2 separate regions of the Homo sapiens genome follow, and region 2 is linked to region 1. A link is an interaction called in ENCODE POLR2A ChIA-PET data of the cell type or tissue named here. Cell type or tissue: GM12878. All regions are shown on one strand. Each heading gives the region's core, and the rest is flanking DNA. Links, peaks and the distances in the headings are about the cores only.

The links. ChIA-PET counts read pairs that join two places held together with the same protein. Peaks named below come from ENCODE experiments on the same cell type or tissue, not always from the same donor. Only the 100,000 strongest peaks of a DNase experiment are listed, where the experiment ranks them.
Region 2: POLR2A ChIA-PET joins it to region 1 with 5 read pairs; 4 of 35 experiments call an interaction of 5 or more read pairs at or near these places.

Annotation. Positions count from the first base shown.
Region 1 is chr12:4,139,940-4,155,890 of GRCh38, reverse strand. No RefSeq gene overlaps it. Among named protein-coding and RNA genes, the nearest start is that of CCND2, 130 kb to the left of the region's middle. RefSeq lists enhancers at 1,979-2,348, 8,531-9,031, 9,447-9,546 and a cis regulatory region at 1,876-2,469. In GM12878, for the core only: no CTCF peak of the experiment used is centred there; a DNase peak (open chromatin) is centred at 7,260; H3K27ac peaks cover 2,039 bases.
Region 2 is chr12:4,323,436-4,339,386 of GRCh38, reverse strand. It overlaps TIGAR (TP53 induced glycolysis regulatory phosphatase), which reads right to left. Exons shown (of 6, transcript NM_020375.3): 2 at 8,070-8,107; 3 at 2,227-2,348. It also overlaps the pseudogene RPS15P7. Among named protein-coding and RNA genes, the nearest start is that of TIGAR, 10 kb to the right of the region's middle. In GM12878, for the core only: no CTCF peak of the experiment used is centred there; no DNase peak of the experiment used is centred there; H3K4me3 peaks cover 958 bases; H3K27ac peaks cover 356 bases.

The sequences.
Region 1 (15,951 bases), core at 6,120-8,619:
AGCACTTTGGGAGGCTGAGGCAGGCAGATCACAAGATTAAGAGATCAAGACCATCCTGGACAACATGGTGAAACCCCGTCTCTACTAAAAATACAAAAAAATTAGCTGGGCGTGGTAGCGCATGCCTGTAGTCCCAGATACGTGGCCAGCTGAGGCAGGAGAATAGCTTGAATGTGGAAGGTGGAGGTTGCAGTGAGCCAAGATCGTGCCACCACACTCCAGCCTGGGCGACAGAGCAAGACTCCGTCTCAAAAAAAAAAAAAAAAAAAAAAGTCATAAGAGGAAAAGAAAGACTGTGGAAATCTTCCAGATCTGCACCATCCAAGATGGTAGCCACTAGCCACATGAGCACGTGTCAAACCCCCTCATTTCATAGCTAAGGAAATTGAAATGAAGATCTAGAAAGGTTAAGTAATTACCCAAGAAGGTAGAAGTATTTAAAAAAATTAATTGACAAAATTTTTAATCAGTTTTAGATTTACAGAAAAATTGAGTGGAAAGTACAGAGAGTTCCCATATGCCATCCCTCCCAATTTCCCCTATTATTAACATCTTGCACTGGTTTGGCACATTTCTTATAATTGATGAGCTAATATTGCTGCATTATTGTTAACTAAAATCGGTGGTTTACATCAGGGTTCACTCCTGTTGTTCATTTTATGATTTTTGACAAATGTATGGTGACATATACACCATTACAGTATCTAACGGCATAGTTTCACTGCCTTCAAAATCCCCTATGCCCTCTATTCATCTCTCACCCCTCCCCACAAATCCCCAGAAAATCTTTTAACTGTAGTTTTGCCTTTTCCTGAATGTCCTACAGCTGGAACCATACAGTATGTAAACTTTCAGATTAGCTTCTTTCATTTCACAGCATGCATTTGAGGTTCCTTCCTGTCTTTTCGTGGTTTGACAGCTCATTTCTTTTCAGAGTTGAATAATACTCCATTATGTGGATGCACCATTGTTGGTTGCTCCATTCACCTGCTGAAGGATATCTTGGTTATTTCCAAGGTTTGGCAATTAAGAATAAAGCTGCTGGCTGGGCACGGTGGCCCTCACCTGTAATCCCAGCACTCTGGGAGGCCGAGGCAGGTGCATCACCTGAGGTCAAGAGTTCAAGACCAGCCTGGCCAACATGGCGAAACCCCTGCTAAAAATGCAAAAACTAGCCGGGCATGGTGGTGGGCACCTGTAATCCCAGCTACTCGGGCAGCTGAGGCAGGAGAATCGCTTGAACCCAGGAAGCAGAGGTTGTAGTGAGCCAAGGTCGTGCCGTTGCTCTCCAGCCTGGGCGATAGAGCAAGACTCCATCTCAAAACAAAACAAAAGAAAACAAAACAACAAGCTGCTATAAATATCTGTGTGCAGGTTTTTGTGTGGACATAAATACCAAGGAGTTCAATCAGTTGTTGGCTTGTGTGGTAAAAGTGCATTTAGTTTTGTGAAAAACTGCCAAACTTGTCTTCCAAAGTGACTGTACCATTTTGCATCCCTGCTAGCAATGAATGAAAGTTCCTGTTGCTTCACATTCTGTCCAGCATTTGGTGTTTTCTATGTTCTGGAGCTGGCCATTCTAATAGCGTGTAATGGTGTCTTATCATTGTATTAATTTGCATTTCCCTGATGACATATGATGTTGAACATCTTTTCATGTGCTTATTTGCCATCTGTGTATCTTCTTTGGTGAGATATATTCAGTCTTTTTTTTTTTTTTTTTAGAGGCGGTGTCTTGCTATGTTGCCCAGGCTGGTCTCAAACTCCTGGGCTCAAGCAACCCTCCCGCCTCAGCCTCCCAAAGCGCTGGGACTACAGGTGAATCACCACACCCAGCCTATGCAAAGTCTTTGGTCTTTTTTAAAAATCAGATCGATTGTTTATCTCATTTAATTTTCACAACAGCCTTCTGAAGTTGCCCTGAGATGGAATATTATCCCAATTTTATAGGTAGCAGGGGGACCGGCGGGGCGCAGAGTTAAATGGCTTGCCCAAGCTCATAAGTAGACACACCTAGATGGCTGGCCTGCTGCTTCCTGGTTCTGTTCTCCTTTGGCTCATTCACCAGGTGGCCTATCCCCAGCCCCCACCCAGTTTTGTTGAAAGCAGCTGAGGACAAGATAGCAAAGTTCTGATAATCCCAGGCAGGCTTCCTGGAATCAGTGTGGGGGAGCTGGGGAACACCCCAGAATAGTGCCAAGACCTTGCTGAGGACTCCACCCACAGGAAATCCCCTGGTCTGTGGCGCCTCTGATGACAGATTTGACCAACTGCCCTGAAGTGTGTGATACAAGGCCTGCTCAGGACTGTTTCCTGGGTGCTTCTTGGGGCCAGGCCATGGGCTGGACGTGAGACAGTGGGTGGAAGTGGGGTGGAAATTCTACTAATTGCTATGGCTTTTGCTTCTGGGGAATTCCACTCTCACCCCATAGCCCTCTGCAGCCATCACAGTAAGCCTGCTTTCTTTAAAAGTAGGAAGTCACTGACACCTGTCACCCTCTATGTCTTAATTTTCCCCATTTCTTTCCCCATCGAACTCAGGAACCATAATCAAGAATTATCATGAAAGACCCTGTTAGTTCCAGTTTCCAGATGAGTAGAAAGTATCGCAATTTTTTGTTATGTTTTAATTAATTGTTAAGTATCTAAACAACGTAAAACTGATTCTCCCTGTAAAACTTGGACCTTACACATAAAGTCCCATAGGACCAGGCCGGGCGCAGTGGCTCACACCTGTAATCCCAGCACTTTAGGAGGCTGAGGCGGGTGCATCACCTGAGGTGAGGAGTCCAAGACCAGCCTGGCCAACATGGTGAAACCCTGTCTCTACTAAAAGTACAAAAATTAGCCGGGCATGATGGCAGGCACCTCTAATCCCAGCTACTCGGGAGGCTGAGGCAGGAGAATCACTTGAACCCGGTAGGTGGAGGTTGCAGTGAGCTCAGATCGCGCCACTGCACTCCGGTCTGGGTGACAGAGGAATACCCTGTCTAAAAACAAACAAACAAAAAAAACCTCCTGCAGGATCAGACAGCACCTACTCTATCTCCTGGTAACCAGGCCTGCCTGTAAAACAGGACCAGTGGAGGTCTCTTGCTTTCCCATCTTCTCTTCCCGCTGCCCCTTCCCTGGACCTAAGGGTGCGCACAAAGGCAACAATTGTCAGGAAAATGGATCCAGAAATGTAGCAGGCTCGGGAGTCTCTCGCAAGAGAATTCTGGCGTCCCAGTTTCCAGGGACTGTGATCTGGAAAGGGAAGTGCCACTAAATGCAGAACTTTTTGTCCCAAGGGAAGGATCCAGAGGGGACCAGAGTAGGACATCATTGACCTGGATTTAAGGGCAATGTTGCTGGGATCCTTCTCCCCTCTCTCACTAAACTCGAAGCTGTTACCAGGTTTCCCTTTAATTTACTGACATATGGAATACAGTGTCTTTATGCATAGAGAATGAAAAGCATTGTTACAAAGGTTATTTCCCTTCACTGCATGAATAAGATCATACTGTATGTATTGTGCTTCAGCTTGCTTTTGTTCACTTAACTCTGCAGTGGGGATTTTTCCACGTAGCTCTATGTTTTTGTTTTCAACTATGGCTTAGTATCCTGTGGGTGTGATTACACTCTAGTTCAGTTAAAGATAAGCACTATTGGTTTAGTACAGGTTAGGTGCTGTAACATAATACATACATTCCTGAAAAACTTTGTATTCTGTAAAACTGCACACTAAAAATAACAGGCTAAAAATAATAGGATTGGGCAGGCCTGAGAAATCTATGCAACTCGGTAATAGAGCACTAATAAAAACAGTAATTGGTGCCTTCAGAGAAAACCTAGACAGCCCAGGCAACAATTCTACTTTGGAAAGTTGCCTCTGGGGATATTAAAACTTGCACAAAACTATAGAGTGGTACTGCTGGTTGCAGGTGCTGAGATGGTGCAGATGGAAGTGGACTCTGGGCCAGGTGGGCATAGGAGGAAGTGCAACCTGCTTCCTAGGATGAGCCTTTCTGGGAAGCAAACCCAGGTGCAGGCATGCATTTGCAATTTTCTTAAAATAGAGCTGAAAGGGCTCTTACCTAAGCAAAAGCCAAGTTGAGGGCTTTTCCCTTTCTTGTTGAAGGTTAGAATTCTACTCCTGCTACTTTAGCTCTTCTTGCTAGGAAAAAATCCATATGAACCCACCCAACTTTCACTTTATAAGCACTTAATTTCCCTATTTATTAGCTGTGGATGAGTTCTTATAGGAACATGTGTTGTAGAAGAATAGATGGTAGACTAGAACATAGTATATGCTCAGTAAATATTTGTATAGGAAAAGAGGAAAGGAAGGAAAAAGGAGAAAGAGAAAGAAAAGAGGGAAGGAGGGAGGAAGGAAGGAAGAAGAGAAGGAAGAAAGGAAAGAAAGAAAGAGGAAAGGAGGGAAAGACTAAGAATAATTTTCTTTTTTTTGGGATGGAGTTTCACTCTTGTTGCCCAGGCTGGAGTGCAGTAGCACGATCTCTGCTCACTGCAACCTCCGCCTCCCGGGTTCAAGTGATTCTCCTGCCTCAGCCTCCTGAGTAGCTGGGATTATAGGTGTGCGCCACCATGCCCAGCTAATTTTTTGTATTTTTAGTAGAGACGGGGTTTCACCATGTTGGTCAGGCTGGTCTTGAACTCCTGACCTCAGGTGATCCAGCTGCCTCAGACTCCCAAAATGCTGGGATTACAGGTGTGAGCCATTGCGCCCAGCCAAGAGTAAGAATAATTTAAGAAAATAGACAATTGGTTAAGAGTGCCTACTTGACATCTTCAAGTTCAGTCACTCCTAAATGAGAGGCCATGGTAGATCGCTGAAGGCTCTCAATGACATATTTGCTGGTCTGAGAAAAAATAAAGACTATGCATGTGGGTGGAAAACGTTTGTTGAAGGATATCTTTATTCTGAGATTATAGTTTGCTTTTTGTTATGAAAATGTCCTTTTGTCTAATATCCAGCATCCATAAGAACTTAAACAAATTTACAAGAGAAAAACAACCCCATCAAAAAATGGGCAAAGGACATGAACAGACATTTTTCAAAAGAAGACATACATGCAGCCAACAAACATATGAAAAAAAATCTCAACATCACTGATCATTAGAGAAATGCAAATCAAAAACCACAATGAGATACCATCTCACACCAGTCAGAATGGCCATTACTAAAAAGTCAGGCCAGGCGCGGTGGCTCATGCCTGTCATCCCAGCACTTTGGGAGGCCAAGGCGGGTGGATCCCTTGAGGTCGGGAGTTCGAGACCAGCCTTACCAACATGGAGAAACCCTGTCTCTACTAAAAATACAAGATTAGCCAGGTGTGGTGGCACATGTCTGTAATCCCAGCTACTTGGAGGCTGAGGCAGGAGAATCGTTTGAACCCGGGAGGCGGAGGTTGTAGTGAGCCGAGATCGCGCCATTGCTCTCCAGCCTGGGCAACAAGAGTGAAACTCTGTTTAAAAAAAAAAAAAGTCAAAAAATAACAGGTGCTGGTGAGGTTGTGGAGAAAAGGAAACACTTATACACTGTTGGTGGGACTGTAAATTAGTTCAACCATTGTGAAAAGCACTGTGGAGGTTCCTCGAAGAGCTAAAAACAGAACTACCAAATGACCCAGTAATCTCATTACTGGGTATATGCCCAGAGGAATATAAACCATTCCACCATAAAGACACATGCATGTGTATGTTCACTGCAGCACTATTCACCATAGCAAAGACATGGAATCAACCTAAATGCCCGTCAATGACAGATTGAATAAAGAAAATGTGGTACATATACATCATGCAATACTATGCAGCCATAAAAAAGAATGAGATCATGTCCTTTGCAAGAACACGGAGGAGCTGGAGGCCATTATCCTTAGCAAACTAATGCAGGAACAGAAAACCAAATACCGCATGTTCTCACTTGTAAGTGGAAGCTAAATGATGAGAACTCATGAATACAAAGAAGGACATAGATGCTGGGGTCTACTTGAGGGTGGAGGGTGGGAGAAGGGAGAGGAGCAGAAAAAATAATTATTGGATACTAGGTTTAATATCTGGGTGATAAAATAATTTCTACAACAAACCCCTGTGACATGAGTTTACCTATATAACAGACCTTCACATGTACCCCCAAACCTAAAAAAGAAGTTAAAAATAAATATATACGGCCAGGCGCGGTGGCTCACGCCTGTAATCCCAGCACTTTGGGAGGCCAAGGCGGGCGGATCACGAGTTCAGGAGATCGAGACCATCCTGGCTAACACGGTGAAACTCCGTCTCTACTAAAAATACAAAAAATTAGCCGGGCGTGGTGGCGGGCGCCTGTAGTCCCAGCTACTCCGGAGGCTGAGACAGGAGAATGGCGTGAACCCCAGGGGGGCGGAGCCTGCAGTGAGCCGAGACCGTGCCACTGCACTCCAGCCTGGGCAACAGCGAGACTCCGTCTCAAAAATAAAAAATAAAATAATAAATAAATAAATATATACATACATAAATAAAACGTCTTTCTTTGTGAAACAACAGTGAAAGCAAATAGTATTTCTTTATCTCTCTCTCTCCATACATAGATCCTTATTTGGCAAAATACAAAGTTGCCAGCCTTTTGTTGGTCCTTAAATTTGTTGTGTGTGTCGAGTTTTGCTGATCTACCAAATGGCAAAAGTCTCGAAACCACTGAGTTTCGGGCCATCTCTGATCTTCAAGCAAAATGGTCCCTAAACCATCCTGGAAAAATGGTGTCTCATCTATCCCTCAGATCCTGAACTCCTTCAGGGCTTCCCAAGGGGAAATCCTGTCCTTCAATCTTCCAGCCTCAAGGTTAAATCTATATAGGATGTTCTCTCTAAATGTAGTTCTATTTCAGAAAGAAAGGTTACTTTAAATCTTCTTTGAATTTCATGCTATGGAAGCTCCTTTCAAGTATAACTATGAATTTTTTACCATGTAAATGGGGGAAATTTGGAGGATCAAGACCCAGAGAAGGGAGTGGACCCCTGGGTCTACTGCGGAGTCTCGCTCACTAGCCCCCAGTTCTCTGAGGCTCTCTTTTGCTCTCCCTGGACTGGCTTTATGGGAACTTTACCTTCACAAATGGGAGGCCAGGGGAGAAGCTGGAGCCGAGGCTCAGGTGCCTCTCAACATGAACTTGGTCTCTATGGGCCAAGGGCACACACCCAGATTTCTCTCTGTTAAGAGGAACTGAAGCCAGGCCTGGGGTTCTCCCTAATAGGCTGTGGCCCAGGGCACTGGGCTGAGGCACTCTGGGCTGGCTGCCAAGATCTGCCACCGTCTGTGGGCTCACCCAACTATTCTTGGGGGTAGTGCTGGCAGCAGTAGTTTAATGAGATCACCTCCCTTCTGTAGGCATCCGTGTGTTCACCTGCAGTGGAAGAGGCTGATCCCATGATCTCTAAGTCTTCTTCTAGCATTAACATCCCCTGGCCCCAGCTTCACCCACCTTAACTAAAGGCTGTCATCCAGCGATGGGCTCTGATAAAAGCACAGGACTTTAAAAATCCAGTTTCAAAGTCTTGCACATGTAGAGAAAGAGAGGGAAACAGACTTCAAATGATTTATGAAGTATAAAAGCAAAGTGCAAAACAATAATATGTTACCATTTGGGGTAAAAGGGTATACAAAAAATATTTATACATATTAGTATGTATATGCAGATCTGGGCAAGGTGGTGTGTGCCTTAGTCCCAGCAGCTTGGGAGGCTGAGGTGGGAGGATTGCTTGAGTCCAGGAGCTTGAGGCTGCAGTGAGCTATGATCATGACAGAGTGAGACCCCTTCTGTACAAAAAGAAAAAGAAAGAATGTATATGTAAAGAATAATTTTTGGAGTGATACGTCTGATGTATCCTGGTAGCCTTGAGGTAAGGTGGCCGTGCTGGGGGAAAGGGATGGGAGAGAGGTTTTTCATTGTATAAACTTTTGTACATGAATTTTGAACCAATAAAATTATGAAAATCAAGTTACAAAAAGCCCTGGCTCAGCCATTTACTAACTACTCGTGTTTGGGCCAGTGATAGAAGTTCTGATTTTAGTTCCTCATCTAGAAAATGAAGATAATCGTCCCATAATGTTGTAAGTGAAAATTAAATGAGAAAATAATATATAAAAAGCTGAGCACAATGCCTGGAGCTTAATAAAGATTCGCTGAGTAGAAGCTAATTAGTTATGAGACATATAAGATTTCAGCTCCCTGTCTTGAAGAAGCTCAGAAACAAATTGGGAAGACAATGTCAGCAAGGAACAATAACCTTTGTGTAGGGCATGGAAGTTTACAAGGAGATATCTTCCTTCTTAGCCCACTTCCTCTGCACAACAGCCTGGTGCGGGGCAGTGGATGCTTTGCCATCCTTGTTTTGCAAATGAGGAAACTGGAGCTGACCTGTTTAGGGTCACACCTATGATGGCAGAACGTGTCTAGAATTCGGGTCTTATAATTTTCTGACTTGACCTCTTTGTGGTCATGCTTCCCTGGCGTGAAGGCCATTCTGCACTGGCTGTGGGGTCAGGTTGGCAGAGACGCCTGGAACCTCTCGCATGGGCAGGTGCTTGTGGCAGGCATGGGACTGAGGAAGGCTGACAGACAGCAGCCCCCCTGCAGGGGTAGAGAAGCAGTCAGTGCTTCATTCCTTGAACCCCATTCAGGGGCACTCTCCCTTACTCCCGGTCCACTATCATCATTTGCATTTCCTACATGCTGCCCCTCTCACTTCCTATTTCCACTCTGGGTGTTACATAACCAGTTTTCTCAACTTTAAAAGAGGCGTGTTGGATTAATCAGATTCTTTGAATCCTGGGATGCTAGGCTGCAAAAATATGGAACTTCCCCTTCAATGTTACTCCATGTCCAATATTACAGAGAGGAACATGGAGGGCTGGAGAATGAGAGTGATACCATCAAGGGTCAGCACTGCTTAGTACAAGGCTGACACTTGAACCCAGAGCTTCTCTCTAGGACAAGTAGCAATAGAGGTTCTCAAGGTTTTTAGCTTCGGCAAATAGCAACAGAATCTTTTCTGTGGATTCGTTTGTGTCTCTGCATACGCATATGCAGAGGGAGTTGGGGTCAACAGACAAGTGTTGGTATTAACTTGCCAGGCAGGGTGCTAAATACAAGTCATTGAAACCTCCCTAAGATTCAGAAAGGTAAACATCATTCTCCCCATACAGATGAGGAGATGGAGGTTCAGATAGCCTAAGTAAACTGCGCAGGGTCTGACAGCTGACGAGATAAAACCAGAATTTGAACCCACATCCATCTGCTTTCTTCACAATAAAGCTCAGAACTGGAAACAGAACATGAAGTTTCCCATCACACTCTCCTCACAGGTTTTGCACATGAAATCACTGTGTGGGGAGGCGAGTGGAACAGGTACCTTTTTTTGTGTCTGATCGAGACATCACGAGTCAGCCTCTGAGCCTGGGGACTGCCAGCGAAATTCCCCTTGAAGGTGAATGTACAGAGTTCCTGGATTAATGAAAGATGAAACTAAGAGCTGGTTCTCAGAATTGAGCGTGAGCCAGTGTGATCTAGGATGCTCTGAGGACCACAACTCACTTGTCACAGGCAGCACCTTCCACAGCCAGTGGTCATGTCCTGTGCTATGAGTTCTGCCACTCAGGTTGCAGAAAGCTGACCAAGGGATTGGCACCCAAGCCAGAAAGTAGTCTGACTCCTTCGAGGTGGCTTGGCAAAACACTCTGTTCCATAGGGGTCTTCCCCATGAGACAGTGACACGGTGACTCCATCGGACACTTTCTCTTGGAAAGTGTGAGTACAAGATGTACACTGAGAAGTGAGTCACTATCGCTTGGAGCTGTGCCCCGAGAAAGGATGAGCGATGGTGGTGGGTTTCTAGGCAGGCTGAACTGCAAAGTACTAACTTCAGGGGAACCACTAAGCACAGTTGCTGGGTCTCCTCCAGGGATAGTTTAGGGTCCTCATAAATCCTCATGTAACCCAAGACTCCCCCATTTCTTCAGCCTTCAGGGAGCATGCTTTGTTTTCGTGTCCTAGTAACATCAACTGGCATTCCCTATCCCCTGTAGCTCTAGGGACCCCCAGCGTTTCCAAGGAGCACCCAGGAATGCTCACACATTATGGTGGTCTTGATACCTCTGCCAGCTGCCTTATGCTCCTCAGCTCATATCTTGCTGTGGTAAAGCAAGAAAAGGTAAGGAATTGAGGAGGTGTGCAAGGGGGTGATCACAATGACTGGCCATGAAATTGAAGGTGGGTAGTAAGAAGGGGAGAGGGAGTGAGGCCAGTGAAGAAGAGATAATATCAATGGATGGCAGGATCTGGTGGGGTCCAAGGCTGAGTGGAATTGAGGTTCTAGAGGGGTCAGCTGGAAAGGCAGGAGGTGGGATTAAAGAGTGGCATGCCTGGCCAGGTGAGGTGGCTCACGCCTGTAATCCCAGTACTTTGGGAGGCTAGTGGATCACGAGGTCAGGAGTTCGAGACGAGCCTGACCAACATGGTGAAACCCTGTCTCTACTAAAAATGCAAAAAAATTAGCTGGGCATGGTGGCGGGCGCCTATAATCCCAGCTGCTCAGGAGGCTGAGGCAGGAGAATAGCTTGAACCCAGGAGGCAGGGGTTGCAGTGAGCTGAGATCGCACCACTGCACTCCAGCCTGGCGACAGAGCAAAACTCCGTCTAAAAAAAAAAAAAGAGCCGGAAATTGAGGTTACAGTGGGATTGAAATTATTGATAATAACAAGGTCTAGTGTGTGGACCATGGGGGAGGTGGATACAGTGTGGCAGGGGAAAAGAGGTGTCCCAAGAAGCGTGCTTACTGTATTTTAAAATCTCCAAGACAAAAGATAGGACTGGAGAGAGTGACAGTGGGCTAGGAGCTGAAATCATGGAGAAATGATGGAGCATGAGCCAGGCCAAGAAGAATTCACATATGCCTTAGGGATAACCGTCTCTTTTCTGAATTCTGATTTTCAGATAGATTGATAGGAAAGGCATGGACTTGCCCTGTGCTTATCTCCTGGAAGAAATCAGGTGACAACCTGATAGTTCACACTGATAGCCGCTTGCTGTGCTCTCACAGGTCTCTCCTTGAGGCAAGGTCTCTTTTGACTTTTGCAGGAGGAAAGAAGAAGTAAGGTGGTTAAATAGAAATTATCAGCATTCTTGCCCCTGCTCTACACTGTATCTGAATTCAGTGTATCCCATGGCAGACAAAACACTCCCATTTCCACCATGGAGCTTCGACCTTAGAATAAATATGTGTAAGGCAAGAAGAGCCTTAAGTAAAGAAGGCTGCTCTTTACTGATGCCAAGGTTTTGTTTGTTCCCTTGTTTGAGGCCCCAGACCATTTATACCCGGGATGTAGTAAGATGCAGGATGGGTGAGAGGTGCATTTTTTTCTGTAAAGTGAGAGGAGAACAATTGTGAGGCGGGACAGTAGGCAGATCTAGACAGAAATGAGCACTGTGGAAGCTGAAGTCAGGAAAGGGATGCCTTGAAGCTGCCCGGGCTGGCATATTTCTTGGGAAGTGTTTGAAGATCACTGGCCTATTTGGCACTGGTTTTCTGGGTCTCAGTTTTCCTTTCTATAAAATTAAGAGGTGCCACTCCATGATCCCTAAACTGCATTTCAGCTTTCAATATTTAATTCCACGCATTAGGCTGGGCTCCTGGCTAATGTGTGCATCTGCCGAGGTCATTCCTGTCTCCTAGGCAAGTGTGAACAGACTGGGCAATGCCCCCACTTCTCAGTGTGTTGTATCCCACCTGTCTCTTTCCCTAGTAGCAGGTCGTTTTTTTTGTTTTTTTGTTTTTCTCTCTGTCTCACGATATCACCAAGTGGCACTACCACGTCCTAGCCTAGTGATGTTGGGCAAGTTAACTTAACCTCTCAGAGCTTCAGGTAACAGTGTGCATTCAATAGGAATTCTGCTGCACAGACTCACTACAATATAGGATTTTAAAAAATGCTGAACTATTAAAAGAGGCGGCTTTTGGAGGATGAGATTCTTGAAACTATGTCTTCCATTTCTGTGCTGTTTGAGTTTTTGCTGTGAGCATGTACCTTGCTTTCACAGTAAAATGTGTATTTTAAATGTTATGATTTTGTGTTTTTGACTTAAATGATGCCCACTCAGTATTGCATTATGCTTAATATGCAGCTCGGAGGCTGTGGTCATTACACATGTCTTTGATAACTTTTTATTTATTTTATTTTATTATTATTATTTGAGATGGAGTCTTGCTCTGTCACCCGGGCTGGAGTGCAATGGCGCTATCTCGGTTCACTGCAACCTCCACCTGCCAGTTCAAGCAATTCTCCTGCCTCAGCCTCCCGAATAGCTGGGATTACAGGTGCCTGCCACCACGCCTGACTAATTTTTTGTATTTTTAGTAGAGACGGGGTTTCACCACGTTGGCCAGGCTGGTCTCGAACTCCTGACCTCAGGTGATCCTCCCGCCTTGGCCTCCCAAAGTGCTGAGATTACAGATGTGAGACGCTGCGCCCAGCCGTCTTTGATCCATTTTTTAAATGAAAGAACTGGTTCTTATTTAATAAATAGGGTGAGGATATGAATAGGAGTCAGGGTTGATAAGAAGGCTGGGGTGTTCGCTGTTCTCGAAGGATGTGCCTCCTCTGCAGTACGCACGGTTTTGACTTCCGCCTGGGCAGTGGGAGGGGAGGAACAGAGTCCTTGAGGTGGTGCCAAGGGTGGGGCTCAGGCACGACCGTCAGTGGGGTTCAGGGCTTGGTCTGGGAAGGGCGAGGCAGGAGCAAGCCCTACAAGACAGGAGTGGCTTAGCTGCACTCAGCGCTCGAGGGAAGGAAGCAGCGGGAAGTGGGTGGTTTCAAGTTTTACTTTCAGTTTTCACTCAAAGTCATTTCAGGATGAAACCCATTTAACGGTCAGATCTCTCAGCCAGATTTCTCAGCAAACCTGTGCTCCACCCCACCCAGGTCCTCCAGGTGGAGCTTGCGGGCGGGCGGGGGAAGGTGAGCAGCAGGAATAGAACGTTCTGCAGTGCCTGGCCTGGACCTGGGAGCTGTCCGTCATCCGCATATCTGCAAATTGTCACACCTGGGCTGGGATCAGCTCTACTGCTAGATTCGGGTGAATATGGGCAAGACATTGCACCTCTCTACTCCAGAAATGTGGTCCGCGCTCTTCCAGGTGTCCCCTCAAGTTATTTTCATGGTCTTTACTGTGACCCAAAGGCAATGTTTCTGAAATGTTGACCTGCAGATCCCCTCCCAGAATCCCTTGAGGTGATTGTCCAAATGCAGACTCCTAGGTCACCCCCTGACCCATTGGACCAGTTTCCAGGAGTGGAGTTGAGCATCTTGCTTTTTGATAAACTCTCACGTACTTCAAAGGCTGAGATCCTCTGTCCTAGGGGGTAGAAATTTTACCTTGGTATGTTATACTAATAAGCAACCTGAGCTCAATGGTGGAGCAGGTGCTCCCACCTTCATCCCAGCACTTTGGGAGGCTGAGGCAGGAGGATTGCTTGAGCCCAGGAGTTTGAGACCAACCTGAGCAGCATGGCAAAACCTCGTCTCTAGAAAATACAAAAAAATTAGCCCAGTGTGGTGATGTGGGCCCATAGTTCCAGCTACTTAGGAGGCTGAGGTGGGAGGATCACCTGAGCCCAGGGAGGTTGAGGCTGCAGTGAGCTGTGATCACATCACTGTACTACAGCCTGGGTGACAGAGTGAGACCCCATCTCAAAAGGAAAAGAAAAACCTGAGCTCAAGACACAAACTACACTGCTCAGGATCTGCCAAAGAACCAATCGTAGAGACTTGATTCAAACCCAGAGCTAGGGTGATGGGTGTCCCACTTTGCCTGGGAAAATTCTGGTTTATGCCTGTTGGCATACCTCATTAACAGTAGCCATTTTCCCCACTTGCAAAAGCATCCTGGATTGGATAATACATTTTATGTCTTCCCTATTCAGAGCCCCTAGCCATGACTATACCATACTACTGCCCCTTCAAAAAGGTCAGCTAATGTGGTTCTGGGAACACACAGGATAAAGGGGGCATAACCTGGCTGGGGAGGTAGGTCAGGGGAGACACCTTAGCTATGTATGATTCTCAAATCCCCTCTCTGCCTTTAGGACAGCATTATAGGCAATGGGTACTCTCAAGAAGGACACTGATGAGTAACTGATTTCCATCTCCACTGAAAGCTGCAACCATAGCAGCAATTATGATAATATCTAACACTTACGTAGTGCTCACTATGTGCCAAGCACCATTCTAAGCACTTTGCATATGTCATGGAGATGAGCACAGACCCTCAACAGCAGCCAGAGGAATTGAGCTGGACAGCAAGAACTCTTGCGTGGGAAACTTGTGATGACAATGCACTATTGACCGAAGGCCCAGGAGTCCAGACAGCCAGCCAAGTCACAGGGCAATTTCGGATGTAGCCTTTGTAAACTGTGACCTTTCTGGATGATCTGGAAAAAGTCAACACCAGGATCCTGAGCCTAATATGCAGTGAAAAGGAGCCCGGTTTTCCTTCTCCAGGGACCTTTAAGAACAGAGCTGCCTGCACATCTTGACTAATTTACATCCAGCCCCACCAGGAAGCAGGAGGATGGAGATGACCTCTGAGGTCCCTTTGAGCCTAAGGGGTCTGTGATCATTACAACCACATGTCAAGACCCGGGAGACATTCCCGTTTCCTGCTCTTTCACCTGGGGACCCAGGCTGTGGGGCCCCTTTTGCCTGTGTATTTAGTGGGTCATGACCTTTTCCCTGGGCCTCCAGGTCTCCTCTTTAGCATTCACTCCCACCCACCCACAGGCCCCTGAGCTCTTTCTTTTCTGGGGTCTCCCCTGAGGAGTTTTGGGTAGATGCAGAAAGTAAGCCCTTGTCTTCTCTCTACTTCACCTCTAACACACATCTGGACTTTCCCAGCCATGCCTGGGGCTTTTGCGGCAACCAAACCATTTTAGGGACCTGGAGCAGAACCCGTTCTCCCTAAAAAAGAGTTAAGGCAGCCTCCAAACCTGTCACCTGGAAACATGCGTCCCCTTCAGGGCAGCAGAGACGGTAGTCATGATGGCGGAGGGTGTTGCCCAAACTGGCCAGAGGCGCTGCCCCAGCCAAAGGCAGAGATTCCCCAGTGTGCTTTTTAACCCAGGAGGCTAGTGAAGGGAGTCCCTGGAAGACACTACCCCCACCCCCACATTTCTTATTTAGATCATCCTACATCAGGCAGCTGGAGGGAAGGCACTGGCTGAGGGCCCAGCTGCTTGGCTGGAGCAAAACTGACACTTTTCTTTTTCCCCTCTAGTTGGAGAGAGAGGGGGAGAAAGAGAAGAGAGAAGCGAGGAGAGGACAAGGAACAGAGTGAAAGGAGAGAGGAAAGGAAAACAGTGTGGAAAGGAAAGGATGAAGACGAGAAAAGTGGGAGAACAGGAGAAAGGGGAGAGTGATGCTGCCAGATCCACCAGCATCAACTTAAGGAAACAGATTTTAGGGTAGGGGTTTCATCATGGGCCTATAGGAGATCAAGGGGTGGGGGCAGGGTTGAGGGTGGGGAGGAAGTTACAGTGAACTGTGCTTAGCACAGTTGACTCTTACAGTAGGACCTCAACCCCTCAAAACCCAGCTCTTTGGGGGACTCTAGACAGTCTCTGCGAGGGGGTTCATTGGGTAAAGAGAGAAAGAAAGTGTTACAGCAACCCACAGGCACTGTGCATTCAATTTAGTTCATCCTTTTAAAAGTTACTTATTTATTCTTATAGACAGGGTCTCCCTTTGTGGCCCAAGCTGTAGTGCAGTGGTACCATCATAGCTCACTGCCTCCTTGACTTCTTCAGCTCAGAAGATCCTCCCAGCTCAGCCTCCAAGTAGCTGGGGCCACAGGCATGTGCCATCATGCCTAGCTAATTAAAAAATTTTTTTTTCTTTTTGTAGCGACAGGGTCTCACCATC
Region 2 (15,951 bases), core at 13,420-15,919, 180 kb before region 1:
ACTTGTTATTATTCTGTTTAGGCTTTGGATTTCTTCCTGGTTCAATCTTGGTAGGTTGCACGTGTCTAGGAATTTGTGCATTTCCTCTAGATTTTCCAATTTTTTGGCATATAGTTGCTGATAGTAGCCCTTAATGCTCCTTTGAATTTCTGAGATATTGGTTGTAATATCTCCTTTTTCATCTGATATTACCTATTTGGATCTTTATCTTCTTAGTTAAATCTACCTAAAGGTCTGTCAATTTTATCTTTTCAAAATACCAATTTATCATTTCACTGATCTTTTGGAGTCTTCATTTCAATTTCAATTATTTGTGCTCTGATCATTATTATTTTTCTTCTAATAATTTTGGATTTGGTTTACTCTTGCTTTTCTAGTTCTTTCTGTCTTTTTTTTTTTTTTTTTTTTTGTGAGACAAAGTTTTGCTTTGTTGCCCAGGCTGGAGTGCAGTGGCACAATCTCAGCTCACTGCAACCTCTGCCTCCCAGGTTCAAGCAATTCTCATGCCTCAGCCTGCTAAGTAGCTGGGATTACAGGTGCCTGCCACCACGCCAGGCAGATTTGTTATTTCAGTGGAGACGGTGTTTCACCGTATTGCCCAGGCTGGTCTTGAACTCCTGAGCTCAGGCAATCCTCCCATCTCGGCCTCCCAAAGTGGCTTTTCTTGTTCTTTAAGATGCATTGTTAGATGTTTATTTGGAGTTTTTCTTCTTTTTTTGATGTAGGTACTTACAGCTAAAATTTCCCTAATATTTTTGCTGTATCCCACAGGTTTTGGTATATTGTGTTTCCATTATCATTTGTTTCAAGAAATGTTTCAATTTAAAGAAATTCTTGTACATATTTCTAGAGTTCTTTGTCTATCCACGTCTTTCTTCCATTACTCTGCCCCACAAATTTAAGTTATGTAAAAATTAACCTCCCCAAATTCCAAGTTTTGTCTCCTTAACTCACGGAGACCTCTAAGCACTACTTGGCTTCCCCTACCAGAGTCTGGAAATTGCTTCAGCCAGAAAACCAGGACACTCCCTAGGGCTCACCTTCTTTGTTCTACTTCATTCAGGCATCATAGGCCCACAGTGCCCAAAGTCTAATATCTGAAAACAGTGGTTTCACATATTTTGCCACATTTTCTAATTGTTTATAGGGGAGATGAAATTCCAACAATACCTCACTCACAGTTGGTCACAAAACTCTCCTTCCATGGAGTTTTTAGAAGTAGACTGGGTTCGTTTTTAATTTTACTTTTTTTTTATTTTCGAGACAAGAGTCTTGCTCTGTAGCCCAACCATGCAACGGCACGATCTTGGCTCACTGCAACCTCTGCCTCCTGTGTTCAAGCGATTCTCCTGCCTCAGCCTCCCAAGTAGCTGGGATTAAGGTGCACGCCACCACACCTGGCTAATTTTTGTATTTGTAGTGGAGATAGGGTTTCACCATGTTGGCCAGGCTGGTCTTGAACTCCTGACCTCAAGTGATCCACCTGCCTCGGCCTCCCAAAGTGCAGGGATCACAGGCATGAGCCACCATGCCCAACTGGTTTTTCATTTTTATAGTAATCTGTTCCCTGAAGATATTTCTAACAAGTCTTTTATTTCTTTACAGTGACATAGTGGTTTCTTACTCTATCTGGTAATCCTAATACCTGATGTCACAGTGGATTAATTTCTCCTGTCATTTTCCCTGCTCTCTCTCATAATAGCTTATTTATATTCTTGCTGGACTTTTTTTTCTAGGCTACTCTAATTTAAAAATTATTTTTTTTAAAAAGTACAAAATAAAATTAAAATAAATAAGTTCTGTTGAGGAAGGTCATGTCTGTTTGGGATTTAATTCCCTACAGACTCTGGTAGCAGATTTTTCAAGATTATACAATTGTTGAGACTTTTGGCACATCAGCCTAGACCTTGACTCTAAACTCACCTGTTGCTGGGCGTGGTGGCTCACGCCTGTAATCCCAGCACTTTGGGAGGCTGAGGCAAGTGGATCACCTGAGGTTAGGGGTTTGAGACCAGCAACATGGCAAAACCCCATCTCTACTAAAAATACAAAAATTAGCTAGGTGTGGTGGCACACACCTGTAATCCCAGCTATTGGGAGGCTGAGGCATCAGAATCACTTGAACCCGGGAGATGGAGGTTGCAGTGAACAGAGACTGCACCACTGCACTCCAGCCTGGGCATAGAGTGACGCTCTGTCTCAAAATAAATAAATAAATAAATGTACCTGCTTTGTCCTCATGAGATCACTGGAGAAAGCATGAGTAAACTTCACATTATTCAGAAATATACCAGCAGCTGCTGCTTGTTTAAATCCAGTTTCTGAAAGAGGTTCATCTACTCCTTGTCCTGTGATATATTAAGAAGAGGAACAATAACATTCAAAACTACATATCAGAGATGTATAAATCACATGTAGAAAATATAAGCTGCATTTATCTAAATTTTAATGAAAGATTTTTTAAGTACTCTTCCACGTAACTTTTCAGGGAGTTATTAGCAAGTAAAAATAAGTTTTAAGTCTTTAAAGGCTCAGGTATTCAATTATTTTCCAAAAGAATGCTTGCCTAATGGGAATTAGGTGATGATGAGATAGAAATGTCTTAGCTTTTCCCTCTTTTATGTTTGCCCCTCTCTTCATTAATTGGCTCTGATCTTACAGGTACTGTGTTGGGGCGGTAGGACCATCATCTAAAAGTTTTTTCCTTCTTTATTCCCATCATCCAAATGCTCAGTATTATAATGGTATTACTTTTCCTCTTTCCTTCCTCCCTCCATTTCTTTGTCTTTTTCATTTTAAAAATGCTTTGAAACCTCTATTTCCAGGATAACGGTTGGCTGGACACTCTGAAGGGACCTCCTACTAAAGATCTAAATGGTGTATGTGTGTGAGTGTGTGTGTGTGTGTGTGTGTGTGTGTGTGTGTGTGTGTGTGTGTGTGCTGCATTGCTGGGCCCACAGAACATACAAAAAATCTCCAAGGGACAAAGTAAAGCAACCCCAAAGCCCTGAGCTGAACTGTGAATACCGACATGAAAAAAATGAAGGTGGTGGACTATGAGGACACGCTGGTGGGGCTGGGAGAGGAGGCCTGCTGGAGGGGACGGCAAGCGGGAGGACTAAACACAACATTCTTGGGAGCGAGGGCTCCTGTAAGGAGACTTAATGCAGCCTCAGGCCTGTGGTAAAATAAAATGCAAATCCTTTTCAGAGCAAAGCATTCTCAAAAGAGGCTAACAGGTTTTCCACTAATTTAGAACAAATAATTGTTTAGCCAAAGATTCAACACACAAGAAAATAATCTACCATAAACCAAAGCCACCCATCAAGACTTCAGACATTGAAATCAGCAAATAGGGAATTTACAATAACTATGAATAAAACATAAAGACAGAGTCACAAAAATAAGCAAGTAACAGTAAGCATCAAAAATAAGTAGACAATTTTCTAAAATAACCAAATAGATCTTTTAATAATAAAAATCAGGATTGCTGGGGGCTGGAGGGCCCCTCAATGGATAAACAGAGATTCAGATGAAAGGAGGTTTAATGAACTCAAAGACAGAGCAGAAGATATTACCCAGTACACGGCACAGATACAAGGAGATAGAGCATAGCTCAGATATATTAGAGTTCTAAAGGAAAGAATGAGAACTCCTAACGATGCCTTGTCTTAGTTGCTGTAACAAAGTACTACAGACTGGGTGACTTGTTAACAACAGATATTTATTTCTCACAGTTCTGGAGGCTGGAAGTTTGAGATGAGGGTACCATCATGGTTGGGTTCTGGTGAGGGCCTCTCCACATTACACGCTACTGACTTCTCCTTCAGTGCTCCCATGGCACAAAGAGGAAAGAGCTCTCTGGTGTCTCTTGAATAAATTCCATTCATGAGGGCTGCACCCTTGTGACCTAATAACCACCCAAAGACCCCACCTCCTAATGTCATCATATTGGGAGTTATGATTTCAACATGTAACTTTTGGGAAGAAAAACATTCAGTCTATAACATGCATCTAATTGGAACTCTAAAGGAATAAAAAAAAAAAAATGGCCGGGCATGGTGGCTCACGCCTGCAATCCCAGCACTTTGGGAGGCTGAAGGGGGTGGATCACTCGAGGTCAGGAGTTCAAAGTCAGACTGGCCAACATGGCGAAATCCTGTCTCTACTAAAAATACAAAATTAGCTGGGCATGGTGGAGCACGCCTGTAATCCCAGCTACTTGGAAGGCTGAGGCAGGAGAATCACTTGAGCCCAGGAGGCGGAGGTTGCAGTGAGTCAAGATCACACCACTGCACTCCAGCCTGGGCAACAAGAGTGAAACTCCGTCTCAAAAAAATAAAAGAACAGAAAAAATGAAGGAGAGGAATATGAAAAGAAAATAGCTAAGAATTTCACAGAATAAGAAAACACATGTACATCAAGCAGGATACATTAAAAAAAAAATTCCTCCTAGATATATTATGAGAAACTAAAGAATATCAAAATTGAAGAGTTTAAAGGAAGTTACAGAGAAAGACATATTTCCTACCATGGAACACCATTTAGCTGATAGAAATCTCTTAACAGGAAAAATGGAACCAAAACTGCAGAATGCTATCTTCCAAGTGCTGAGAGAATCATCAGTTACAAGTGTGTACCGACTGAAGCCACTATGTTTACCACCAGCTGCTCTACACACACTAGAGGACTTTTCAAAGAACGTACTTCAGGAATGGTCTGAGACGAAAACAAATGAGGAGCAGAGAAACTTGCAAATATATTCATAAATTTAAATGCCATCTAAACAAATGAAGATAATAATGTCTACCTCAAGCAATTAAAAAAAGACAGGACTAAGCGACTAGACAAGTTCTTTGTATTTTTTGGAAGAGGGGATATTAATATTATACTTTATTAGGTATTGTCAGAGTAAATGTGTCCCCCCAAAATTCAAATGTTGACATCCTAACCCTCAATGTGATCGTATTAGGAGGCAGGCCTTTGGGAGGTGATTAGATCCTAGGGTGGAGCCCTCATGAACAGGATTAGTGTCCTTATAAGTGTTCTCAATCTATCTCTCTGCCATGTGAGGATATTAACCAGAAGACAGCAGTCCGCAAACCAGGAATCAGGTCCTCCACAGACACTGGATCTGCTGGCACCCTGATCTTGGAATTCACAGTCTCTAGAACTGTGTATTGTTTAAGCCACTGGGTCCATGATACTCTGTTACAGCAGCCTTGGCTAAGACAGGTATGAGGGTAAGAATTTTAAGATAACCTTGAAAAGAATGGAAATGGTACATCATTTGAAAGGTAGTGGGGAAAGTAAGAAAGTGTGGAACAGGAAAAAAACCAAGAACTTAAGAAGTAAAAGCAGGTAAGATTAAAAAAAGAAAGACTATAAAAAGAAGGGGAAAAAAAAAACAAAGAAAAAAAATCGAAACACATCAGTGACCAGAATAAAGGCAAACAGTCACTACTGCCAGTTAAAAGACAGATTCTAGGCCAAGCGTGGTGGCTCACGCCTGTAATCCCAACACTTTGGGAGGCCAAGGCAGATGGGTCACCTGAGGTCAGGAGTTTGAGACCTGCCTGGCCAACATGGTGAAACCCCGTCTCTACTAAAAATACAAAAATTAGGCCAGGCGCGGTGGCTAACGCCTGCAATCCCAGCACTTTGGGAGGCCGAGGTGGGTGGATCACCAGGTTAGTTCGAGACCAGCCTGACCAATGTGGTAAAACCCCGTCTCTACTAAAAATACAAAAACTAGCCGAGCCTGGTAGTGTGCACCTGTAATCCCAGCTACTCAGGAGGCTGAGACAGGAGAATCGCTTGAACCCGGGAGGTGGAGGTTGCAGGAGCCGAGATCACGCCATTGCACTCCAGCCTGGGCAACAGAGTGAGACTCCGTCTCAAAATAAATAAATAAATAAAAATTTAAAAAATGAGCCAGGTGTGGTGCCGGGAACCTGTAATCCCAGCTACTCGGGAGTCTCGGGCAGGAGAATTGCTTGAACCCGGGAGGCAGAGGTTGCAGTGAGCTGAGATCGCGCCATTGCACTCCACCCTGGGTGACAGAGCAAGACTCTGTCTCAAAAAAAAAAAAAGACAACTTATATATATTTTCAAAAGAGCCAAAATTTAGCTACATACTATTTATGAGATAACACTTAAACATGAGTATACACAAAGAGTGAAAGGAATGAGATGGAAAAATACATACCAGTGAAATTCCATCCCCAAAACAGCTCAAGTAGCTATATTACTGTCAGAAAAATAAGACTTTATGACAAAAGTCTCACTAAGGATTTGGGGACCACTATAAGAAAATCAGTGATCCAATTTACTCAGAAGATGTAATCATTTAAACTTGTATAAGCCTAATAAAGTAACCTCAGTCGATACAAAAGCAGAACATAGAAACCAAAAATGGATAGAATTCCAAGTATTAAAGGGCAAACTGGCCACTGCAGCAGGAAATTAAAAATACTGCACTCATAAATTGATATTTAGGACATGCAGGCAAACTAGTGCATTTATAAAGCTAATAAAGTGTGTAAGATTTGAAAAACAAAATCAAGAAGGCTGATTATTTTATATATAATTCCAGTCCCAACAATGACGGATTATACATTTTTCTGAAGCATACAATGGAAGAATTATAAAAACTGACCATAATTAACACATTTCAAAGAAGTATCATCAAATAAACCATACTGACAGAACACAAAAGCATTTATAATGGAAGTCACTCAATGGGAATTGAAAATACTTGGTGCTGAATGCTTACCACATTACCACGTGTCAAAACTACGGGCATGCAAACAAAAACAGTACTTAGGAATATATAAGCCTTGAGGCCGCGTGCGGCGGCTCAGGCCTGTAATTCCAGCACTTTGGGATGCTAAGGCAGGCATATCAACTGAGGTCAGGAGTTCAAGACCAGCCTGGCCAACATGGCAAAACACCACCTCTACCAAAAATACAAAAATTAGCTGGGCATGGGGGCACGTGCCTGTAATCCCAGCTACTCAGGAGGCTGAGACATGAGAAATCGCTTGAACCTGGGAGGCGGAGGTTGCAGTGAGCCGAGTTCGCACCACTGCACTCCAGGTTGGGCGGCACAGTGAGACCCTGACTCAAAAAAAAAAAAAAAAAAAAAAGAAATACATGAGCCTTGAATGCTTATACACAAAAGGCTGTAACTTAAAGAACTAAAGCATCCAACTGACAAGGTCAGGAAAAGAACACAAAAACTTTCTTGACGTTCCATTGTCAATGTCTTAGGAAAAAGAGAAATGAGCAATACCAAAGGCCAGGTGGTAAGAGGCTTCAGTCCAGAGGATAACCTGGGTGGGGCATATTTCGTCTGAAAACAAAGGTTCCTTTGAGAATCAGACCAGTTATTGTCCATAAAAGGGAGTCAGGCACACGGAATATGAAAATCAGTTTTTGTAAACCCCGGAAGTCCCTAACCAAAAAAATAAAACTAAATGCTTTTATAATCACAGCACAGAAATAGCATGTCTAGCCAAAAGTTCAAGATATTCTTAAAAAGCCAGACTAGCTGGATCACAGGGCAAATAAAAGATCTGAGTCCAAATTAACAGAAAAAGGGAGAAAGAATCTCTTCAGAATAAAGTAACGACCACATGTGAAAATAGTTCTTTTTTTAAACCTTTATTACTACTAAAATTAAAATAACCATCTTAGCAGAAAAAAATACCATTAACACCAGTCAGTAAACTTCATGTTTCCAAATATAAAATAATTTCAAATCCAGACATTTATATTTTAAGACACCCAGACCCAATATAATTAATCAGCTGACAGAGCCACTTTGAAGCCATACATAAAGAATAACTTGGAGACCTGTACTTCACACCCAGTTCACTTGAGAGATTTATTCCTCCTGGTTACTAACAGCCCTGATCATATTTCTGTGGTTATGATGCTTTGATTCTGTAATCCCAATTCACAATGGAGTGCTGCCCCCAGTCTACCCCACCCCACCAAATCTGCTTAACTCACACATCTTATTAACACAAGGGTGAGAGCTAAAATAACAATCGGATTATACCAACCTTGGATTATTTTCTCCTTGTTAAATCTTGTTTCTCCACTAAAATAGAAAGAGAAGGACAACCTTATTAGCCAAATTATACTGTTTTTGAGAGGAGGAAAAAAATGAGCAATCAAGTGTGGTGATACTCTAAAAATATCATGTGAAACTTGTAACACACTTCATAATCCAACCTGTAAAAACAATTTATTCTAAACTAATATTTGCAATTGTCTTCTTTAATGAAGAGCTAAGAATTTCAAACTACTCCAAACTAAAACGTGTAGATCAGGAACCAATCTTAAGTGAATTGCAGGTGGAAAATCCTACTAAAAAATATAATGCAAATAACATTTCAGCCAAATAATTTTGTTAAAAGAAATATATTGATCAAAACTACTCTTACTGGCAGCAGGAACAAAAACGTGAGAGTCAGTCTATTCATTGCTGGACTGAATGAGCAAGTGAAAGAGAATCTGAATGGAATGGGAGAGACGTGCACAAACCTTCAGAACCCCCTGCCTTCTCTTAGTTCCTAGGTCTTCAGCAGTTATTTTTTGTAGTACTGACAGCTATCTCGCAGACCAACTAACTGCACACTGAACTGAGGTTTGAGTACTACACTTTTAAAAACTAAAATACCAAAACAAATCAAAGCAATCTGAACCAACCGGAAGGGTAAAAGAACTGGAAACTTTGTCAGAAAATAACTGGGGTTACTGAGGCTGGAGGGGGAAAAGGGCGGGAAGTGCATGGGCAAGACTGGACAGACAGCAGGATAGGTTAACAATAATGCAACTTTCAAATACATGAAAAGTAGAATCAAAGAGAATTCAGCTGAAATTTCTTTGAGCACTAATTAAATGTTTGCTGACCCAACCTACCACTAGAATTGCTGGGCCATAAGGTATGCAAATACCAGCTTTATTAGGTAATGCCAGTGTCATAGCAGGTTACACCACCCTGTAGTGTGGTGTACCACCCTCAACAAGATTCAGTGATGGAAGGTTTCTTCAATTTGTACCAATCTGGTACCTGAACAATTCATCTCACTTTAATTTTAATTTGCATTTCCTTGATTTCGATGGAAAATGATCGCTCCATTGTTTTTAAGTGAAGCACTAGTTTATAATAATTAAAATGTCACATAGGACTGATTTACTCAGATCTAGAAAAAAAAATCTACCAGACCTGGAAGTCAGAATCACAAACTCAGGCCTCATCCTGGAATCTTGCCGCTTGTTTACAAAAACAGCTGTATGCCAACCTCTGCCAAGATACAGATTGCTGGATTTGGCCAATATGAATGTTCTTTAAGACCCAACACAAGACTGGTTCTTTTAGGTAGTCTCCCTCCCCAGTACCATTCCCCATCTACCTACTCTATTTAATACCCACACTCTATACTCCCATGGTCCCCTGGCACTACCAACATAAGTTTTCATCTGTGTGCTAATTGACTTTTTAGCTCTGTGTCTATCCTGGCTCCAGTTCCTTAAAGGCACAAGCAGGGATTGCATACCCTCAACATGCCCAGGGCCTGGAGAAAATGCTGGGAAATGACAGAACTTCAGTGAATGTGCTTTTACCTAGGGAGGGTCATCTGGAAATACCTATCAAAATGACAAATCTGTTTACCCTTTTATCCAATAACCCAATTACTGGGAATAACTGAATTCACTCATATTTAAAAGATTATTTGTGGCCAGACGTGGTGGCTCATGCCCGTAATTCCAGCACATTGGGAGTCCGAGGTGGGTAGATCACGATGTCAGGAGTTCAAGCCCAGCATGGCCAAGATGATGAAACCCCATCTCTACTAAAAATACAAAATTTAGCCATGCGTGGTGGCGGGCGTCTGTAATCCCAGCTACTCGGGAGACTGAGGCACAAGAATTGTTTAAACCCGGGAGGCAGAGGTTGCAGTGAGCTGCAATCACACCACTGCACTCCAGTATGGGTGAGAGAGCAAGACCCTGTCTCACAAAAAAAAAAAAAAAAAAAAAAAAAAGATCATTAGCTACAGTATTATTTCTAATAGCAACAGATTATAAACAACCCAAATGTCCATAACTCATTCCTTAACTATGGCCAGAATAACCATTATTTATATTAACAAATAAACAGTGACATATCTACCTAATGGAATCCTATGTAAATGTGTCCTTTAAAGAGAGAGATTATATGTAAAGATATGGAATGCTCACCAAGATATATGATTAAGTAGAAAAAGCAGGGTATAGAGTAATATAAAAAGAAAGCTACCCTTTTAGAAAGGAGGGAAATAAACATCTGGATCTGCACAAAGAAACAATGGAAGGATAAACATGAAACTAATAAATGTGGCCACCTATTGGTTGGGGGAAGAATAGGAAGACTACGGAGAATTGTTTTGATTTCTAAATATGTAGATGTATTAGCTTAAAAAATAAACGTATGATAAAGAAATAAAATTACACAGAACTGGCCAGGCACGGTGGCTCACGCCTGTAATCCCAGCACTTTGGGAGGCCGAGGTGGGCAGATCACGAGGTCAGGAGTTCGGGACCAGCCTGGCCAACAAGGTGAAACTCCGTCTCTGATAAAAATACAAAAATCAGCCAGGCATGGTGGTGAGTGCCTGTAGTCCCAGCTACTCGGGAGGCTGAGGCAGAAGAATCGCTTGAACCTGGGAGGTGGAGGTTGCAGTGAGCCAAGATCATGCCACTGCACTTCAGCCTGGGCAACAGAGCAAGACTCTGTCTCCAAAAAAAAAAAAAAATACATGGAACTATTTATACCTTGGTAAAAAACCAACAGCACTGATTTGCCATTATCATTGTTGTTAATATTAATAAAAGATTACCTAGGCCACATGCAGTGGCTCATGCCTGTAATCCCAGCACTTTGGGAGGCCAAGGAGGGCAGATCACCTGAGGTCAGGAGTCCGAGACCATCCTGGCCAACATGGTAGAATCCTGTGTCTACTAAAAATACAAAAATTAGCCAGGCGTGGTGGCAGGCACCTGTAATCCCAGCTATTCGGGAGGCTGAGGCAGGAGAATGACTTGAACCCAGGAGGTGGAGGTTGCAGTGAGCCAAGATCATGCCATTGCACTCCAGCCTGGGCGACAAAAGCAAGACCTCATCTCAAAAAAAAAGATTTCCTACACTCCAAAATTCATTCAGAATCTTATAAAATGGGCATGAAAGAGGATATTAGCCTCTACCATTCAGATGGATAAAGCAGAAGCATTCAGGGCAAACATGGGGAACCTGTCATTTTTAATCTAGAAAATAGTTACCATGTATTGGATTCACTTCCTGTCTCAGCCTCAAAATCTTGCTGAGACCAAGAATAAAATATCTGTTATTTCAATATAAGTAACATCCTCGGCTGGGCGCGGTGGCTCATGCCTGTAATCCCAGCACTTTGGGAGGCCGAAGCAGGCGGATCATGAGGTCAGGAGTTTGAGACCAGCCTGGCCAATATGGTGAAACCCCGTCTCTACCAAAAATACAAAAATTAGCTGGGCGTGGTGGTGTGTGCCTGTAGTCCCAGCGACTCGGGAGGCTGAGGCAGAAGAATCGCTTGAACCCAGGAGGCGGAGGCTGCAGTGAGCCGAGATTGCGCCCTCAAAAACAAAACAAAACAAGTAACATCCTCGCTAGACAGTGGCTTGTAGCCCTTAATTTAAACCTGGCCTAAAACTGCCTCCATGCCTAGGGAGCTGTCACCTAACTTAATATGCACACAAACTACAACATAATTTGAGAGTATATTCCTGTAATAAAAACCAAGTCTCAGCCAACCATGCATGGCAGCTGAGCTTTCAGCCAATTATGGGCTGCAAACTGCTCAGACATGTCCTAATAAGGCAAAGCAGAGCTGTATCCAATCAGGCTATCTCTATATGTCACATCCTTTCTTTCTTTTTTTTTTTTTTTTTCTGAGATGGGGTCTCACTCTGCAGCCCAGGCTGGAGTGCAGTGGTGTGATCTCGGCTCACTGCAATCTCCAACTCCAGGATTCAAGCGATTCTCCTGCTTCAGCCTCTCAAATAGCTGGGATTACAGGCAAGCGCCACCACGCTCAGCTAATTTTTGTATGTTTAGTAGAGACATGGTTTCACCATGTTGGCCAGGCTGGTCTCTAACTCCTGACCTAAGGTGATCCTCCTGCCTCGGCCTCCCAAAGTGCTGGGATTATAGGTGCGAGCTACTGCGCCTGGCCATGTCACTTCCTTTCTCTGTCTATAAATACTGCCTGCCTATGTCACTGGGTGAGCACTCTGAAGCTTTACTGGTTCAGGTGCTGCCTGATTTATGATTCATTTCTTTGCTCAAATAAACTAAGTCTAATTTGTCTAAAGTTTTTCTTTTTATAGGTTGCTAACACAATTTCCAGCCAAAGCCAAAGAAGCACCCTCATTTTGAAATGAGGGGTGAGAAGAAATTTAATAATTTGCCAACCAAGAAATCATGCAAGAGCCACCAAAAAAACTCAGAATTTACAAATCACAGAAATTTGGCAGAGATGATTACTTTTTGTATACTTGCTGAAGAGTAACTCAGCATTTTTATTTAATCAAAGTAGATAATGAAAGATTCAAATTAAAATAAAGGTTTACACTGTCAAAATGTCATTTTATAAAAAATGGAATCCCAGAAATTTGATAGTTTCATAAAAGTACTGCCCCACCATCTAACGATTTTCAGTGAAAGCAGCATAACCACTGTGATATAATGAAGGACTCATTTAGCCATATATCAACAGAGGCTGCTGTAGACTCAATAGTATTATTAACAATCACAGCATTCAGTTTAGTTCTATTTGGCATTTTTGCGTTCAAATCACTTTATAAATATTAAAGAGTAGGAATCCAAAAATAGATTTTTTTCCAAAAGCTTTCATAAATATTTAGTTGTACAGCTTTTATCAGCTTTATTAAGAGGTTTATATAAATCCTTGAAGTAACTGTTTAATTAGTACGTTTGGGGAATGGGAAAGGAAACTTGATGGCTAAAACAGTTTTACTATTAATCTATTTCCCTTAACCAAGTCTGACTTGTGATAGCAGCAGAGAAGGTGAACGGAGCTGAAAGGTCAGAGGGATATATTTTGAAGGAGTCAGGAATAACACCACTCATTTTCAAAATCTGCAGTGTGGTCCATTTCCAAAACAGAAACCTGACTCTGCAGGAATCCGAGTGCTTCTGCCAAGATGTTAAGTCTTAGGATCAGCCATTTATAGGCCCTACAAATATACATCATTCATTTTGTAGGTTATCTCACAGTTCTTAAAAGACATTATATCTTGTTAGCCTGGATTTATACGCTGCAGCATTTCTTCAAAAATCATACAGAAACCTCAATTTCCCTTAATTCCATTTAAGGAATTCAAATTCAACACACAATACTCAGCGTGCTACAAAGGAGGAACAAATCATGGGAAAGCTGTTCTTTAGTGTAAATGAAAATGTAAACCCTCACCTGATATCACGAATACAGCTTAGTCCTAATTCCTTTACACTAATACATTCATTTGCAAATATAGAAGATTTCAAGAGCTAGTAACACAAGACTTTTGGTGGTCTTTCTTTTTTTTTTTTTTTTTTGAGACGAGTTTTACTCTTGTTGCCCAGGCTGGAGTGCAACGGCGCAATCTGGGCTCACTGCAACCTCTACCTCCCGGGTTCAAGAGATTCTCCTGCCTCAGCCTCCCGAGTAGCTGGGATTACAGGCGAGTGCCACTACGCCCAGCTAATTTTTTGTATTTTTAGTAGAGACGGGGTTTCACCATGTTGACCAGGCTGGTCTTGAACTCCCGGCCTCAGGTGATCCACCCGCCTCGGCCTCCCAAAGTGCTGGGATTGCAGGACTTTCGGCTGTCTTTGATCTTTATAAAGTATCTGTACAAGGTATCTTTATACTTTTATAGAGCATTAAAATTTTATAAAAGTATTAGCTTTATAAAAATACTAAATTACAGATGAGCTAATAGTATTTTGCTTGCTTTATTAATATACAGAACAATTATTAGCATTACACAAAAAGTAACTGCCAATAAAAGTACAGTAAGAAAAATCAGTTTTGCTATCAGTAACTTTACTAATTCGGCCAGGTGGGGTGGCTCACGCCTGTAATCCCAACACTTTGGGAGGCCGAGGCAGGCGGATCACCAGAGGTCGGGAGTTCGAGACCAGCCTGACCAAAATGGAGAAACCCCATCTCTACTAAAAGTACAAAAGTAGCCAGGCATGGTGGCACATGCCTGTAATCCCAGCTACTCCGGAGGCTGAAGCAGGAGAATCGCTTGAACCCGGGAGGCGGAGGTTGTGGCGAGCGGAGATCATGCCATTGCACTCCAACCTGGGTGACAAGAGTGAAACTCCGTTTCGTCAAAAAAAAAAAAAAGCAAAAACAAAAAAACTTTACTAATTCATTTTTAAATCATTAAAAGTATATTAAATTTAGTTTGCCAAAAAATTTTAAAGCTTTACGAGCTGCCTAAAAATGGAAGTGAACTTTTCTGAGGATCCGACAAGATGGCCGAGGTAGAGCAGAAGAAGCGGACCTTCCGCAAACTCACCTACCGCGGCACAGACTTGGACCAGCTGCGGGACGGGACGTGTCCTGCGAGCAGCTGACGCAGCTGTACAGTGCGTGCCAGCGGCCGCAAGTGAACCCGGGCCTGCGGCGGAAACAGAACTCGCTGCTGAAGCGCCTGCGCAAGGCCAAGAAGGAGGCACCGCCCATGGAGAAGCCGGAAGTGGTGAAGACGCACCTGCGGGACATGATCATCCTGCCCAAGATGGTGGGCAGCATGGTGGGCGTCTACAACGGCAAGACCTTCAACCAGGTGGAGATCAAGCCGGAGATGATCAGTCACTACCTGGGCGAGTTCTCCATCACCTATAAGCTGGTGAAGCACTGCCGGCCCGGCATCGGGGCCACCCACTCCTCCCGCTTCATCCCCCTCAAGTAGTGGCTCAGCTAATAAAGGCACACATATTTCCAAAAAAAAAAAAAAAAAGGAAGTTAAATGGATGGTTTTGCCGGGGACTCACTGCAAACACCTACAACATTCCAAGGAACCAGACCCTTCAGTAGTGCTGGATAGGTGATGGTAATGCCAACCTACACGTGTTGGAGTTTTCAACAATGCTGTGCCATAAGCTCATGAGAAGTTATAGTCTGACAATGATGATAGACTTGAATTCTGGAATCTTGGGCAGTCTGTTCCAGAAATGATACACACTGGTACTTTCATTTCAAAGTATGAAGAAAGATAAACCACATACAGGAACAGCACAAGATTCCTAACAGGTTCTGTTGAACTTAAATTGCTTTAAAGATTTTTTTGCATTATCTGAAGAGGTAAGTCCAATAAAATTATCTAACTCTTCAAAAAGTCATTACATTTAACTATGGTGATAATGAGTCAAATTTAAAAATCACTTCTTTTCCTGAAAGAATCACCAGGTTTTGGTTTTGAGAACTCTGAAGGCAAGAAGCAGGAGGATCCAGACCGGAAAGCATTGAACCAGCCCTCTCACTCCATCTTCCTACACATAAAACAGAACAAAATAAACTATTGTCATAACTCCACACAATTATATTAAGAGACTAAAAAGTAGCCTCAAAAATGGCTGGTGATGTTCAAGTAATCTACAAATACCGGGTTTTAACAAATTAAGTAGGAAACAAAAGACGGTGAGTGGTAAAGTTGCTTTGGTTAAACTCCTACTTCCTCAACTTGCCATGTGACTTTAAGCAAGTTACAAGGCGTCTCTGTCTCAGCTGCCTCATGTGAAAAATGAGGATATCAGTCCTTAACTCACTAAACTGTCAGATTTTAATTACAACAGTGCCTGGCAAATAATCATTTATTAAGACTTATTTTTTAAATGATTCCTATGAG